Linked DNA regions of Homo sapiens: region 1 is linked to region 2. Evidence: chromatin contacts called from ENCODE Hi-C or POLR2A ChIA-PET data. All regions are on one chromosome and are shown on one strand. Each heading gives the region's core, a stretch centred on a gene start or an enhancer-like site at or near the end of the contact. The rest is flanking DNA. Distances are from core to core; before and after follow the strand shown.

Evidence for each region. A loop is a pair of places that touch in the nucleus more often than their neighbours do. ChIA-PET counts read pairs that join two places held with the same protein, here RNA polymerase II (POLR2A). Pooled maps may share reads with other maps.
Region 1: a pooled map shows a loop between it and region 2 (2.0-fold over the local background). The contact joins the promoter of SLC35E4 here to the enhancer-like site in region 2. A Hi-C loop is called at or near these places in 1 of 168 maps with a recorded cell type or tissue (naive thymus-derived CD4-positive, alpha-beta T cell) and 6 of 50 pooled maps. POLR2A ChIA-PET finds 5 or more read pairs at or near these places in 8 of 52 experiments (CD4-positive, alpha-beta memory T cell, CD8-positive, alpha-beta T cell, Caco-2 and 5 more).

Annotation. Positions count from the first base shown.
Region 1 is chr22:30,632,666-30,639,829 of GRCh38, reverse strand. SLC35E4 (solute carrier family 35 member E4) reads right to left here and starts at 4,049. Exons shown (of 2, transcript NM_001001479.4): 1 at 2,761-4,049. The coding sequence starts at 3,379. RefSeq lists a silencer at 3,842-4,291 and an enhancer at 4,623-5,327.
Region 2 is chr22:30,942,009-30,949,342 of GRCh38, reverse strand. MORC2 (MORC family CW-type zinc finger 2) reads left to right here. Exons shown (of 26, transcript NM_001303256.3): 6 at 2,894-3,002; 7 at 7,072-7,231. Among named protein-coding and RNA genes, the nearest start is that of MORC2, 23 kb to the left of the region's middle. Within about 2 kb of position 1,367, at least 9 of the 41 ENCODE cell types and tissues checked have a DNase peak (open chromatin) inside an H3K27ac peak, as active enhancers do.

The DNA of each region.
Region 1 (7,164 bases), core at 2,800-5,299, 310 kb after region 2:
TAGAGCATGTGTGTTTGAACAATATGAAATCTGGGCACCTTGAAAGAACAGGATAACAGCAATGTTCAGGGAACAAGAGAGATAATCTTAAACTCTGACTGCCGGTGAGCCGGGTGGAACAGAGCCATATTTCTCTTCTTTCAAAAGCAAATGGGAGAAATGTTGCTGAATTCTTTTTCTCAGCAAGGGACATCCTTGAGAAAGAGAATGCGTCCCTGAGGGTAGGCCTCTAAAATGGCTGCTTCTGGGGGGCGGCCATCTTTTATGGTCGAAGCTGTAGGGATGAAATAAGCCCCAGTCTCCCATAGCGCTCCCAGGCTTATTAGGACGAGGAAATTCCCGCCTAATAAATTTTGGTCAGACTGGTTGTCTGCTCTCAAACCCTGTCTCTTGATAAGATGTTATCAATGACAATGCGTGCCCGAAACTTCATTAGCAATTTTAATTTCACCCCGGTCCTATGGTCCTGTGATCTGGCCCTGCCTCCATTTGCCTTGTGATATTCTATTACCTTGTGAAGCACGTGGTCTCTGTGACCCACATCCTATTGGTACACTCCCTCCCCTTTTGAAAATCACTAATCAAAACTTGCTGGTTTTATGGCTCAGGGGGCATCACGGAACCTGCCGACATATGATGTCTCCCCCGGACACCCAGCTTTAAAATTTCTCCCTTTTGTACTCTGTCCCTTTATTTCTCAGACCAGCTGACACTTAGGTAATACAGAAAAGAACCTACGTGAAATATCAGGGGTGAATTTCGCCCGATATCTGGCTGAATTTCCCCCAATACACCTCAGCCTCCCAAAGTGCTGGGATTACAGGTGTGAGCCACTGCGCTGGGCTGAACTTCTTTCTTTTTCTTGAGACAGAGTCTCATTCTGTCGCCCAGGCTGGAGTGCAGTGGTGTAATCTCAGCTCACTGCAACCTCCTTCTCCCGGGTTCAAGGAATTCTTATGCCTCAGCCTCCCCAGTAGCTGGGATTACAGGTGCATGCCACCTGGCCCGGCTAATTTTGAGACAGAGTTTCACTCTTGTTACCCAGGCTGGAGTGCAATAGCGTGATCTCAGCTCACTGCAACCTCCGCCTCCCAGGTTCAAGCGATTCTCTCACCTCAGCCTCCTGAGTAGCTGGGATTACAGGCGCCCACCATCACGCTCAGCTAATTTTTGTATTTTCAGTAGAGACAGGGTTTCCCCATGTTGGCCAGGCTGGTCTCGAACTCCTGACCTCAGGTGATCCACTTGCCTCGGCCTCCCAAAGTGCTGGGATTACAGCTGTGAGCCACTGCGCCTGGCCCAATTTTTTTTTTTTTTTTTTTTTTTTTGAGATGGAGTCTCACTCTGTCGCCTTGGCTGGAGTGCAGTGGGGCGATCTTGGCTCACTGCAACCTCTGCCACCCGGGTTCAAGCTATTCTCCTGCCTCAGCCTCCCGAGTAGCTGGGATTACAGACACCTGCCATGGCGCCCGGTTAATTTTTTTGTATTTTTAGTAGAGATGGGGTTTCACCACCTTGGTTAGTCTGTTCTTGAACTTCTGACCTCATGATCCACCCGCCTCAGCCTCCCAAAGTGCTGGAATTACAGGCATGAGACACCGCGCCCGGCCCCAATTTTTGTATTTTTAATAGATACAGGGTTTCACCATGTTGGCCAGGGTGGTCTCGAACTCCTGGTCTCAAGAGTCCTCCCACCTCAGCCTCCCAAAGTGCTGGGATTACAGGCATGAGATACCATGCCCAGCCTGTCAAATCATGAACTTCTCTGGGTCTTAGTCCCATCATCTGTAAAATGGGGATAAAGTTGGTGGTTGCCATGACAACTCAAGGTCAACACTCAGCACCAAGCCTGTCACACTGTAGCTCCCAGTAAACAACAGCCCTCCCCAGACTTAGACCTGACCCCTGACCTTCCAAATCCCAGCTCATCCCAGACCCTCCTTTTCTCTCCCTGGCCCATGCTTTCTGGCTTTCCTTTGTGTCCAAAGCCTCAGGCCACATCTCTTGGAAGCATGGAGTCTGACTATCTGGGTTTAGATCTTGCCTCTGCTGCTCACTGGCCACGTGGCCCAGGGCAAGCCTCTTCATCTATCAAATGGGAACAATACAGTGAGATAAAAGGCTAGTCAAACACAGATCACTGGCTATCACTAAATACTGGTTTGTAATTCCAGAACTTCAGGAAGCTGAGGGGGGAAGATCGCTGAGGACAGGAGTTCAAGACCTACCTTGGCAACATAGCAAGACTCTGTGTCTATAAAAAAAAAAAATTAGCTGACCAGGTGGGGTGGCTCACGCTTGAAATCCTAGCACCTTGGGAGGTCAGGAGTTCAAGATCAGCCTGGCCAACATGGTAAAATGCTGTCTCTACTAAAAATACAAAAATTAGCTTAGCGTGGTGGTGTGCACCTGTAGTCCCACTTACTTGGGAGGCTGAGGCAGAAGAATCACTTGAACCCAGGATGCGGAGGCTGTATTGAGCTGAGATCTCACCAATGCAGCCTGGGTGACAGAGCCAGACCCTGTCTAAATAAGTAAATAAACAAATAAACACGAGTTGGGCCTCCAGAGCCTGAGTCTGGGGCCTGGAACTCACTGAACTGTTGGCCCTCTCTGAGCCTCAGTTCTGCTTCCTCCACAGCCATGAACCTCAGTTTCCTCATTTGTAAAATGGGACAACAGCCATACCCCTCACAGGGCCATCCAGGCCATGCACCCACCCGGACCCCCACCTTCTCAATTGGCCACCCAGGCACTTACTTTGCTGAACCGACTTGAGTCCGCGGAGGCAGGTGGCTGCGAGCAGGAAGCCACAGCCGGTAGGGGGTGTCCGGAACTCTCCAGCCAGGCTGCAGGCGGCCCCCAGGCAGAGCGGACCCATGGCGGCCAACTGAAGTGGGTGGTGGCGGCGGCCCAGCAGCAGCGCCGACAGGGCCAGGGTGAACAGAGGTGTGGTGGTAGTAACCAGTTGTGCCAGGTCCAGGGGCACAGCCCTTAGGCCCACGTTGCCGCAGGCCATGGACGTGCCAAAGGTGAGACTGAGCAGTAGGACTCGGCAGCGAGTGCCGCCTGGCATGGGGCGCCGTGCCCCCCGGTGGCATGCCAGGGCTGCCACCAGCATGTGCAGGGCCGACAGCAGCAGGGGCCGCCCAAAGCCGTGCACTGTGAAGATCCACTTGTTGAGGCTTGACATGCTGGCTCCCGCCAGCAGCCACACCAGTGCTGCCATGGCCACTCGGGCCCGGCCAGGCTGCCGGAGGGCCTGAGGGCTGCCAGGGGGCCACTCGGGGGGCCCAGCCGCCTGAGCACCACCAGCTGCTGCTCCTACTTCGGCTGAGGTCATCCTGCCATCATGGTGCTCCGGCGGGCAGCGGCACATCCGCACCAGTGAGGCTAGGGCAGGAGGCGGGCTCCCCAGTGACGACCTCTGGGCCACCAGAGAGTTCCGCTTGGGGCCAGGCTAGATCCTGGTTCCTCCGACCCCGTGTCCCGTTTCAGACAGGTGAGGACACTGCTTACTTGTGCCAGGCCTGTGCCAGCGATGTCTAGAAGCTAAGCTGTGTTTCCAGCTCAGACAGGGCAGAGCCAAGGTCGCGGCTGCTAGGATGCCAGGGTCTCCGATGCTCAAGCGTGGGCTCCAGGCACCTCTGCCCCGTGCCAGGTGGTCTCCACTTTCCTCCTCGCCTAGTGCCCACGTTATGCTTTTAGATGAAATCCTCGTTCCTTTTTTCTCTTCAGTCCCCAGGTCATTAGGGTGCGCGCAGATCCAGACCCTGGGAACTCCTGCGTGCTCTGGCCGTGACCAGGCCTGGCAGGGGGGCGATCTGGGCTCCGCGCCTGGCGGTGCCCGGCCCGGGGGGTCGCGGGCTCGCTGCCTCCCACAGCGCCCGGGCAGTGAGCTGACACCACGGCCCGTCCTCCGGCCGGTGCCTGGCGGCGAGCTAGGCGCGGATCCAGCAGGGCCTGCGCTCCAACTCCTGCTCTCTGAGGCTTTGGCTGCGGCTCTGGCTGCGGCTGTGACTCCGGCTGCGGCTCCTGCTGCGACTCACGCCCGGCTCCAGCTCAGGCCCGGCACGGCGGGCGCGGCGGTGCGCTCTTGACTCCGCCTCCGCCTCTGCCTCCCCCGCCGCCGCCCGCTCCCTACACGGAAAATTGGGCTGAGCACCCCAGCCAAGCCCCGCCCCAGGCCAAGCCCCGCCCCCGGACCGGGAGGGCGGTCTTGCCCCGCCCCAACGCCTCCCGCTCACAGCCCCTCCCCCATCGGCCTGGCATTTCCCCCATCAGCCCTCCTCCGCCCGGGGCCTGCGCATCTGCCCAGTAGACCCCCCCACGAGCTGGCGTGGTCAGCCTCTCTTCGCCGCCAGGGGGGACCAAGTCGCTCCCCACCCAGCGCCAAGGCGAGCCCTCCATGGAGATGAACGCGCATTGCTGGAGACACTGGGGTATCCCGCACAGCCGCCCAGGCTATCTTCAAGAAGCAGGGTAGTGAGGAGGGGCCCACAGCCCCCATCCTAGGACCAGTCTTACGCCCACCTGATCTCTGGCCACAATTATCTCGTGGGACCTCAGCATCCAGCAGAGCTGGATTACGGGGTCCCTTAAGGCACCTCCATCGCCCCTCCGTAGCCCCAGCATCCTCCCCAGCCTCCCAGTCCAGGGCGGCGCCCCCTGGGGACCCTCAGAGGGAAGCTGAATCACCAGGCAGGGATACCCACAGCTGCGGAAGTAGGTACCGCCGGCCGGCATCCTTCCCCGGCCAGCAGCCTCTGTCCGGTCCCCTGAGCACTCGAAGCTGACTCATAGCAGAACTTCCTGGGGTCCACCCTGTGCCCCAGCCCCGGCAAGACAGAGCCCTGGGCTGGGAGGCAGAGCGGTTGCCACTGAGCCCTTGTTCCTGTCTGGGTCTCGGTTTTCCCACCAGAACGACAGACGCTCTCTGAGGTCAGGATTGGGTAAACGGCGCGCCCCAGGGCAGAAGAGGTCCATCCAGATTCCAGGCTAGGCCAGGCCCTGGCCCCTCTGAGCTCTGAAGTCCGGGAGCACGAGGACCAAGGCCCAGCCATGTGCCCAGTATCAGATGTGAGCCTCTTTCCTGTTGTCGGTCTTCCTACTAGGCTCCTGCCCAAGAGGACCCAGCTCACCCCTTGCCTGTTGTCTAACCAGCAAATCCTTGATGACAGCAACCTGTCTTGAGACACAAGATCTCAAAGGGGTACCGCTGAACCCAGCCCGCTGCGCCCTCTGGTGGCCAGGCGCTGAATATAGCCCTCAATCCCCATCCCAATCACAGGACGCGGGTTTAAAATCCCCAGCCTCAAAGGAGGCCTGCTGAATCAGAGGCTCTCTGTCACGGGTGGGCCTGGGAATTTACATGGTCACATTTGCCTCTGTAAGTCCGACGCCCGCTGGAGCCTGCAGATCTCTGCTGAATAGCCTAAGCTACAGCGCAGGGGGTGCAGATAGGGAAATTTCCAGGCCAAGGACCAAAAAATGGTGGCATTTAGTGTTTCTCCAGAAAGGGTTGTGGAAAGGAAACTAAGCCAGCCAAAGCGGATGGCCCCTCTCCCGCACCCCCTTGCCATTTCCTGAGGAAGAGAAATCTGGGACCCCTAAGGGTTATAATTATCTTTGATATTTTGTCAGGTTTTTTTGTTTGTTTGTTTTCCAAGACCGAGTTTCGCTCTTGTTGCCCAGGCTGGAGTGCAATGGCACGATCTCAGCTCACTGCAACCTCTGCCTCCCAGGTTCAGGTGGTTCTCCTACCTCAGCCTCCCGAGTAGCTGGGATTACAGGCGTGCGCCACCAAACCCGGCTAATTTTTGTATTTTTAGTAGAGACAGGGTTTCACCATGTTGGTCAGGTTGGTCTCAAACTCTTGACCTCAGGTGATCCACCCACCCTGGCCTCCCAAAGTGCTGAGATTACAGGCGTAAACCACCACGCCCAGCCTGGATTTTGTCAGTTTTCTAGTAAGTCTCCTTTAGTAAAAAACAATAGTCTGGGTACAGTGGCTCATGCCTGTAGTCCCAGCACGTTGGGAGGCTGAGGCATGAGGATCACTTGAGCTCAGGAGTTGGAGACCAGCTTGGGCAACAGGGCAAAGCCTCGTGTCTACAGAAAATACAAAAATAAGCTGGGAGGCTGGCCGAAGAGGTTCACGCCTGTAATCCCAGCACTTTAGGAGGCCGAGGCTGGCGGATCACTTAAGGTCAGGAGTTGGAGACAGCCTGGCCAACATGGTGAAACCCCGTCTCTACTAAAAATACAAAAATTAGCTGGGTGTGGCGGTGGGCGCCTGTAGTCCCAGCTACTCAGGTGGCTGAGGCAGGGGAATCGCTTGAACCCGGGAGGCAGAGCTTGCAGTGAGCCAAAATCACACCACTGCACTCCAGCCTGGAAGAAATCGCACTACTGCACTCCAGCCTGGACGAAAGAGCAAGACTGCATCTCAAAAACAAACAAACAAACAAACAAACATGAGCTTGGCATGGTGGTGTCTGCCTGTAGTCCCAGCTACTCAGGGGATTGGGAGGGAGGATCCCTTGAGCCCAGGAGATGGAGGCTGCAGTGAGCTAAGATTGCACCACTGCACTCCAGCCTGGGTGACAAAGACCCTGCCTCAAAAAAAAATTTTTTTTTTTTTTTGAGAGAGTCTCGCTCTGTCGCCCAGGCTGGAGTGCAGTGGCACGATCTCAGCTCACTACAAGCTCCGCCTCCTGGGTTCATGCTATCCTCCTGCCTCAGCCTCCTGAGTAGCTGGGACTACAGGTTCACGCCACCACGCCCGGCTAATTTTTTGTATTTTTAGTAGAGACAGGGTTTCACCGTGTCAGCCAGGATGGTCTCGATCTCCTGACCTTGTGATCCACCCGCCTTGGCCTCCCAAAGTGCTGGCATTACAGGGGTGAGCCACCGCACCCGACCAAAACTTTTTTAAATTTAATTAAAAAATAATAAGAGAGAAAAAACCAACAACAGTAATATTTTTTTTTTGAGATGGAGTTTCGCTCTTGTCACCCAGGCTGGAGTGCAGTGGCACAATCTCAGCTCACTGCAACCTCTGACACCCCCCGACCCCGGGTTCAAGTGATTCTCCTGCCTCAGCCTCCCAAGTACCTGCCATCATGCCTGGCTAATTTTTGTATTTTTACTAGAGATGGGGTT
Region 2 (7,334 bases), core at 118-2,617:
GCCAGGCACTGGGGATCCAGGGTAAGGAAGAGAGATGTGAGCCCTCCGTCCCAGAGGATGCTGAATGTACTGCAAGGCCCTTATAGCAGGGACCTACCTAATGTCTTCAAATCCCATGGGACTTTTTCTTAGCCTTAGTTCCCAGTTGGTTAGTGTTTGGAATGTGTTGTTCTGGTTTTGAGTGAAGCCCCAAGAGAAAGGTTTCTATTTCTGAAATGCTCACTTCCAGCTGTACATACCTTTGGATGGAATAAGATTTAGTGGAATTGGAGTTTGTGCAAATGGAATTGTGAGTCACGTTTCCAGTCTTGTCGTGGAAATGTGTTGTTTTGTTTGAGGGAGGGTGGTGGTTTGATCAGTCAGCAGCATCAGTTGGGCCTTGTGTGCAGTTGTGCTTTGGGTGTATGGAGAAGAAAGAGAGTACTTCCGAAGAAATCAGGACCTGGTATCCGGACTTTGTGATTTGTCTTTCAGGGCAGGAACCAAATGGTAATAACAGACACTTACCATGTGCCAGGCACACGAATAATCTCATTTAATCCTCATGATAGCCCTGTGAGGTTGTAGGTACTATTATTTTCAGATGAAGAAATTGAGGTTTATAAGGGTGAAGTTACTTTCCCAAAGGCATTAAAAATGCCTATGTGTAGAGCGCTAGGGTAGGAACCAGGTCTTTCTGACTGCAAAATGGAGCTGCTGTGCATTTCACTTAAATGACAAGCTAAGGTTCAAATCTCACTTCCGCTACTACGTCTCTAAGCCTCAGCTTCCTCCTTTGTAAATTGAGATGATAATGCATACCAAGTAGGTTAAGAATTACATGCTATCATTGCTGTGAGAGCCTGGTTTCTGCCTTTATTTCTCCTCCTTTGATGTTTCCATGGCAGATTGCTGGCCTGATTCAGTGGATCTGGGTAGGGGCTAGGAATGTGTTTTTCACAGATGAAATGAATCACCTGTAATCATATGATTCTAATGCAGGTTATCTAAATCCCCCAAAACTGAAGTCTCCTAGAATCAGGGGAAGCCCTGACTTTTCATCTAGATTGTAGATCAGCCTCCTCCTACCTGGTTCTGTCAGTTCTGTGGCCTCAGGCAAGCCATTTCACCTCTCTGAATGTCTGTTTCTTAATGGCCTCAGGCAAGCCATTTCACCTCCCTGAATGTCTGTTTCTTACTCTAGAAAATGGGGTTCTAATCTCTGACATTTATAGAGTGAGGTTCAGAAGCAAATGAAATGTGACTCTGAAAGTGGTTAGCAGACTGGGAAGGAAAGCGTATAGAAGTTGAGAGTGTTATTAGCGTATTTCAGTGGAAGACTTTTGTGAAGGTCCCATTGAGATGGAGCCATCTAGTGTTCAGAGTAGACAGTAAAATCATCTTGAAACCAATTCAGAAGTTGAATAAGTTTCAGGAGAAGGTGATTTGTGGGGAGAATAGGGCTGAGAAGCAAGGAAGCCAGTTAGAGAAGTGATATTTGGGGCTTTTGCTATTCAAAGGCTAAAGTCAGAATCAAAGACAGAAGGAAGATAGAGGCACAAAGTGAGAGTTTTTGCCAAATTAGGGCAAGGGCATGCTTTGACAGAAGGCAAGATAACGTGCCTTACTTGCTCCCCATACGCTTTAGGGAAGGAGGAGGAGGTGGTGTGTGAAATTTTCAGGGCAAGGAGCATTGCCAGCACTTTGGGTACTGGAGGAGGAGAACGAGGACTTGGCAGCCCCCAGGGTATCTTTGAATAGTGTCCTGGGAGTTTTCCTGAGTGTTTGGGGAAATGGGGCATGACATTCATTTGTGTGCTTGGCATGCCAGTCTGGTTTGTATTGGTACACAGAAGAGAGTAATGAGGCTTTCCACCTCCATCATCTCCCTGGGGTGTTATAAAGACTAATGAGATAATAGCCATAAAGCTCCAGAAGCTGCTGGAAGAAAGGAGCTGAACAGCCCCATTGTTCAGAGGGCGGTCCCCCTGCTGGTGCTTCACACTTCTGCCCTGCCCTGCGTTGCCTGGAAAGGCCTGTCCCTGCCTGCTTCTTAGCCAGCTTAATGTGGCCAAACAGAGGAAGGAAGCAGTTGAATCCATTCAGACTTTTGCCTTTTGGAAATCAGCCTCAAGGCACAGTTCCCAGAAACCAGTTGCATCCAAAAGCAGGGAGCTGCCTGTGTCATAATGAGCTTGAGGTGGCAAAACACTTCTGGGACAGGAGATAGCTCCAGTTATTGGACATGAGCTAATTACAGGCATCCTTGAATCCTGTGGTCAAGAATTATATTTTATTAGCCCCTCTGTATTACTGCGCCTTGGGTTCATACTGATGTTTTCTCGGGCTTGTGAGTATAGGCACTGGGCTTTTCACTTAACAGTGCTGCTGCCGTTTCGTCAATGGAGGGGAGTTTGTGTCAGCTGAGGAAGGACACGGTGGGAACTGGGGGTGGTCAGCATGGAAGATGACGTGTTGAGGGTACCAGCTACTAAAGTCTGATGGTGGTACAGTCAGAGGGCACAGCACCTCTCATGCGTCTGGGATGAACCAAGAGCTCAAAGACAGCAGGGTTACTCTTCAGCGTTGTGGGGGGAGTGAGACTAACCTGGGGCTGGTGGTCTGCCGTGAGCCCGCCCTAGAAGGGTGGTGAGAGAACCCTGTATGGTGTGGTTGAGAACGTTGTAAGTAAAGACTAAGGAGTTACAGGCCTGTGGAAAAGCAGAGGAAGGAGTGTTGGGGGATGGAGAGGGAACGAGGGCTGTGGAACTCAGCACACAGTCCTGGGACCTGGGGGGGCCTTTAGGAGAGCCCTCCAGTGGCACTTTCAATCATGTCCAGAGTGGATTGATTTCTTTTGCAGATGAGCTTTTGACTCCTGGGAGAATAACACCCATTTCTGTTTCCTTTTCAGGGGCTCAATGCGCATTGGGAAGGATTTTATCCTGTTCACCAAGAAGGAAGACACCATGACCTGCCTCTTCCTGTCTCGCACGTTTCATGAGGAAGAAGGCATTGATGAAGTAGGTCCCATCATCGTGGTCTGCATCACCAGTCCTCATTTCCTGAGTCTGCCCAGGCGGTTTTCGTAGGTTATTTGCAATGCTAGACTCTTTGGGGTTGCAGGATTGGAGCACATTCCCCCTAATTGTTATGCAGTTAGCTGGCTGGATGAATTGGTTGAGGGGTTAAGGTAGATAACTTTAATGTGAGAGGAAGCAAAATCTCAGAGCACTTCAGAGAACAACTGTTTCCGAGAATGAGACTGTCAAGTGGCAGGAATTAAGAGTTGGATTTGCAGCTCCTCTAGATCTGCCACTTGAATTCCATTTTGGGGGGAGTGTTACCATGGAACATTGTTTTATCAGGGGGAGTATTTTGGGCTTCCCTGATCATGGTGTTTCCTATTTGGTGGTGATTTTGTGGAATGTGCTATGAGCTCATTTTCCTTTTGAAGAAATGTGTTACTCTATGTCAGAAACTATGACTCAGATACCTAGAGAGAGCCTGGGCAGGTAGTAAAGCAGGTGAGTGTATGGAGAACAGGAAAACAGAGCTGATGCTGTGGGTCTCGTCTTGGGAGTGGCTGCTACACAGCCCCAGTGATTACTGCTATGCTGGAAGGAAGGACTAATGAATCCAGAATATTCTGAGTTTAAATCATTTTAGTAATTGACTATGTAAGCTAAACACACATTTGGCCGATTCTCCTTGTGGCTCAGATGTCTGCAGAGCTGTTTCTGGTGAGGTCTATGCCCCCTCATTGTGGGAGATCAGGGCAGCTCTGTGGACTACCCAGCCTCAGACTGGACTCTTATCTCCTTTCCTATGTAAGACATGGAGGCCAGGGCTTGAAAGAAGGGGGGCTAAGAGGTTCTGTGGAAAGAAATCCGCAACTTCCACAGAAGCAGGTAATTGAATTCAGACTTACAATTTAATTCATCTGTGTTGATTAGCTGTGATTAAATTTGTTCTGGTTCTGTTTAGATCTGAGCCTTAATCATAGCAAACTTGTTCAGGTAGGGAATGGTAGGCCTTCCGTCATTACGTAGCAAGCCAGTGGGTTTGTCTGCCTTTTTGGTGTGGTATGTGAGTTCATTCTGCATACTTGAGTGAGAGAAGCGTGGCAGCTGGAAAGAGCAGGCTTCTAGGAGAAGTAGGATAGGAAAATATAGCCTGGGTTGGGGTTTTCAGGAATGTTTCCTGATACAGGACTGAGGATGGTGACAGGAGGGTATGGAAGTCAGTAGAAGCAGCCTGCTTAAGGCCCTGAGGGCTGTGGGAGGGGACTTGGCTGCAGGGCCACCTGGAGAAAGGTGGTGGCCTTTGGAGATCAGAGAGGGCCAGGTTAGGCTTGACCTCGGGGCCTTGATGAATGTGTGGGGCTTTATTAAGCAAGGATGTGCCAGTATCAGATTCTTTTAAGAAGGTCCATGTAGCGATTGTGTGGTGATTGGGTTGGAAAGGTTAGGGTGAGTGTTGGAGTGTTCCAGTTGAGAGGCCCAGGCTCTGTAGCTTGGCGGTACTCGCCCAAGGGAGGTGAGAGAAATACATGGAGTTTCCATCTCTTTAGGATGTGGGACCCACAGATTTGGTGATTGATTGATTAGTAGAAGGCGAAAGCGAAGCAGGGGAGTCATGGATGACTCATAGGTTCTGCTGTGGCAGTTGGGGAGTGGGGTCTCTGGAATTGGGAAGAATGAAGAGGGGAAGTATGGAGGGGAAGAGTGTAAGTTTCTTCTGGACATGCAAAGTGCAGTCTGGGTCTGGCATTTGGGGGAAGTCTGGGGGCTTCAGCATTCTTGGTAGCAAACGAGGTCACCTAATGGAGAGAATAGAGTGAGAAGAGGATCTGGGACCTAGAGCATGTCAATATCTAAAGGTCGGGGAGAGGAGAAGGGGGCCAGAGGGACAAAGGGGTAGCCAGAAAGGTAGGAAGAAAACTGGGCAAGTGTACCATTGAACTAAAGGAGAAGTGTTCCTGAGGGGAGGGATGGGGTGCCCATGGGAGTGAAAGCCAATGTTTAAAGTGATGCCATTGTCACCTGGGATGGCTGTGAAGAATGGGAGGCGTAGTGAGGTACAGGTTTATAGAACACAAATGGAACTCGGTTCCCGTGGTGGAGAGGCTAGGTTGAGATTTTTTCCTTACTTGGTGCTAGAAGGTCGCTATTTTGGATTGTACTCTAGTGCAAACTCAGCCAAGATTTCAAAATAAGATCATTTTCAGTTGAGGAGGAATGTGTCCAGACCAGCCCTTGGGTTGAATAGTTGCAGCACAAAGCTTCTTAGAAACCAGCAAAATGGGCCGGGCCTGGTGGCTCACGCCTATAATCCCAGCACTTTGGGAGGCTGAGGCGGGCAGATCATGTGGTCAAGACCATCCTGACCAATATGGTGAAACCCCGTCTCTACTAAAAATAGAAAAATTAGCTGGGCATGGCAGTGTACGCCTAGTCCCAGCTACTTGAGAGGCTGAGGCAGGAGAATCACTTGAACCCAGGAGGCGGAGGTTGCAGTGAGCCGAGATCGTGCCATTGGTGGAGGTTGCATTGAGCTGAGATCATGCCATCGCACTCCAGCCTGGGCAACAAGAGCAAGACTCCGTCTCAAAAAAAATAAAATAAAAAAACCCAGCAAAATGTCTCAGAACTCTTAACAGTTTGTCACCCCAGCACTTGTTAAGATTACAGAGTCCCTTTTTCCTAAGGGTTTGAACCCCTGAGGTGCTTAGCCTGGCCTGCTCTGCAGAGGAAATCCTTCAGGCAGCCATCTGCAGGGCTCTGCAAGGGCTGCGGCCTCATAACCACCGAGGGAGGAGCCTCTGGGGAAGTGGCATATGAGGTTGGGTTTTTGAAGAAAGAGTAGGATTTTTTTAAAACATCACTTAGACATTATTTAAATTAAATTTCACATAAATGGAAGAGTGTATTGAAATATTTATGCAGTTCAGAGGACAATTTTAAAGGCAACACCTGTGTTGCCACCATCACAGACTGATGTTAGAAGTGTCCTGTGTGCCCTCATCAGTCATATTTCTTCTTGTGCCCCCGAAGGAACTGCCTTCAGGTAACTTTTGTGATAATGATTTCCTTCTTTTTCACTATAGTTTGTCACCCTTGTATGCATTTTTAAATAATAGTTTAGTTTTGCCTATTTGTGAATTTTTTAGAAATGGACTCTTACTGTAGGTATTTTTTGTATCCTATTTCATATAACACTGTGTTTATGTTGTTCATCCATGTTGATGCTAGTAGTGGTTAGTTCATTTGTATCACTATATAGTGTTCCATTGTACAGTTTAATTTGGCCACTCTAGAATGGATATTTGGGTTATTTTTATTTATTTATTTATTTTTGAGATGGAGTCTTGCTCTGTTGCCCAGGCTGGAGTGCAGTGGCACGATCTCAGCTCACTGCAACCTCCGCCTCCCAGATTCAAGCAATTCTCCTGTCTCAGCCTCCTGAGTAGCTGGGGCTACAGACGCACGCTGCCACGCCCGGCTAATTTTTTGTATTTTAGTGGAGACCGGGATTCACCATGTTGCCCAGACTGGTCTCAAACTCCTGAGCTCAGGCAGTCCATCCACCTCAGCCTCCCAAAGTGCTGGGATTACAGACATGAGCCACTGCACCAGGCCTGGGTTATTTTTGTACATGTTTACTGGTACATATGTACAAAAGTTTCTCCTAGGGTATGTACCTAGGAGTGGAATTGCTGAGTTTTAGGTTATGTTATGTGTATTTACTGATTCACTAGATAATTGCAAATATATTTTCCCTAGTGGTAAGAGTAGAATTTTTACCAAATTAAGAAAATGACCAGGGACGTCCCAAGCAGGGAACTTCTCATGCAGAGACCCTAAGCACATAAACCAACATCTCCTGAAGGAAGTAGTCTTGTGTGGCTGAGTCTTGGGAAGAGGCAGAAGCCCTGAAGCTCACAGAGCCTCTGGTGCCAGGCTGTGGAGCTTGGGCCTCACCTACAGGGCAGTGTGGAGCTGCTGTGGGGAGGGACAAGAGAGATGCACATTTGGGAGGAAGGCTGTTCTGGGGCTTCCCTTAAAGTGCCTGCTCATGTTTACTCCACAGGTGATAGTCCCACTGCCCACCTGGAATGCTCGGACCCGGGAACCTGTCACAGACAATGTAGAGAAATTTGCCATTGAGACAGAACTCATCTATAAGTACTCTCCATTCCGCACTGAGGAGGAAGTGATGACCCAGTTTATGAAGATTCCTGGGGACAGCGGTAAGTAGGCTTTGAGCCTGTAGCCCCTAGAATCTGGGAGCTCCAGAATCACAAGTAGTGTGGGGGTGGGCCGGGGGATCTGGCAGGACAAAAGATTTCTGTT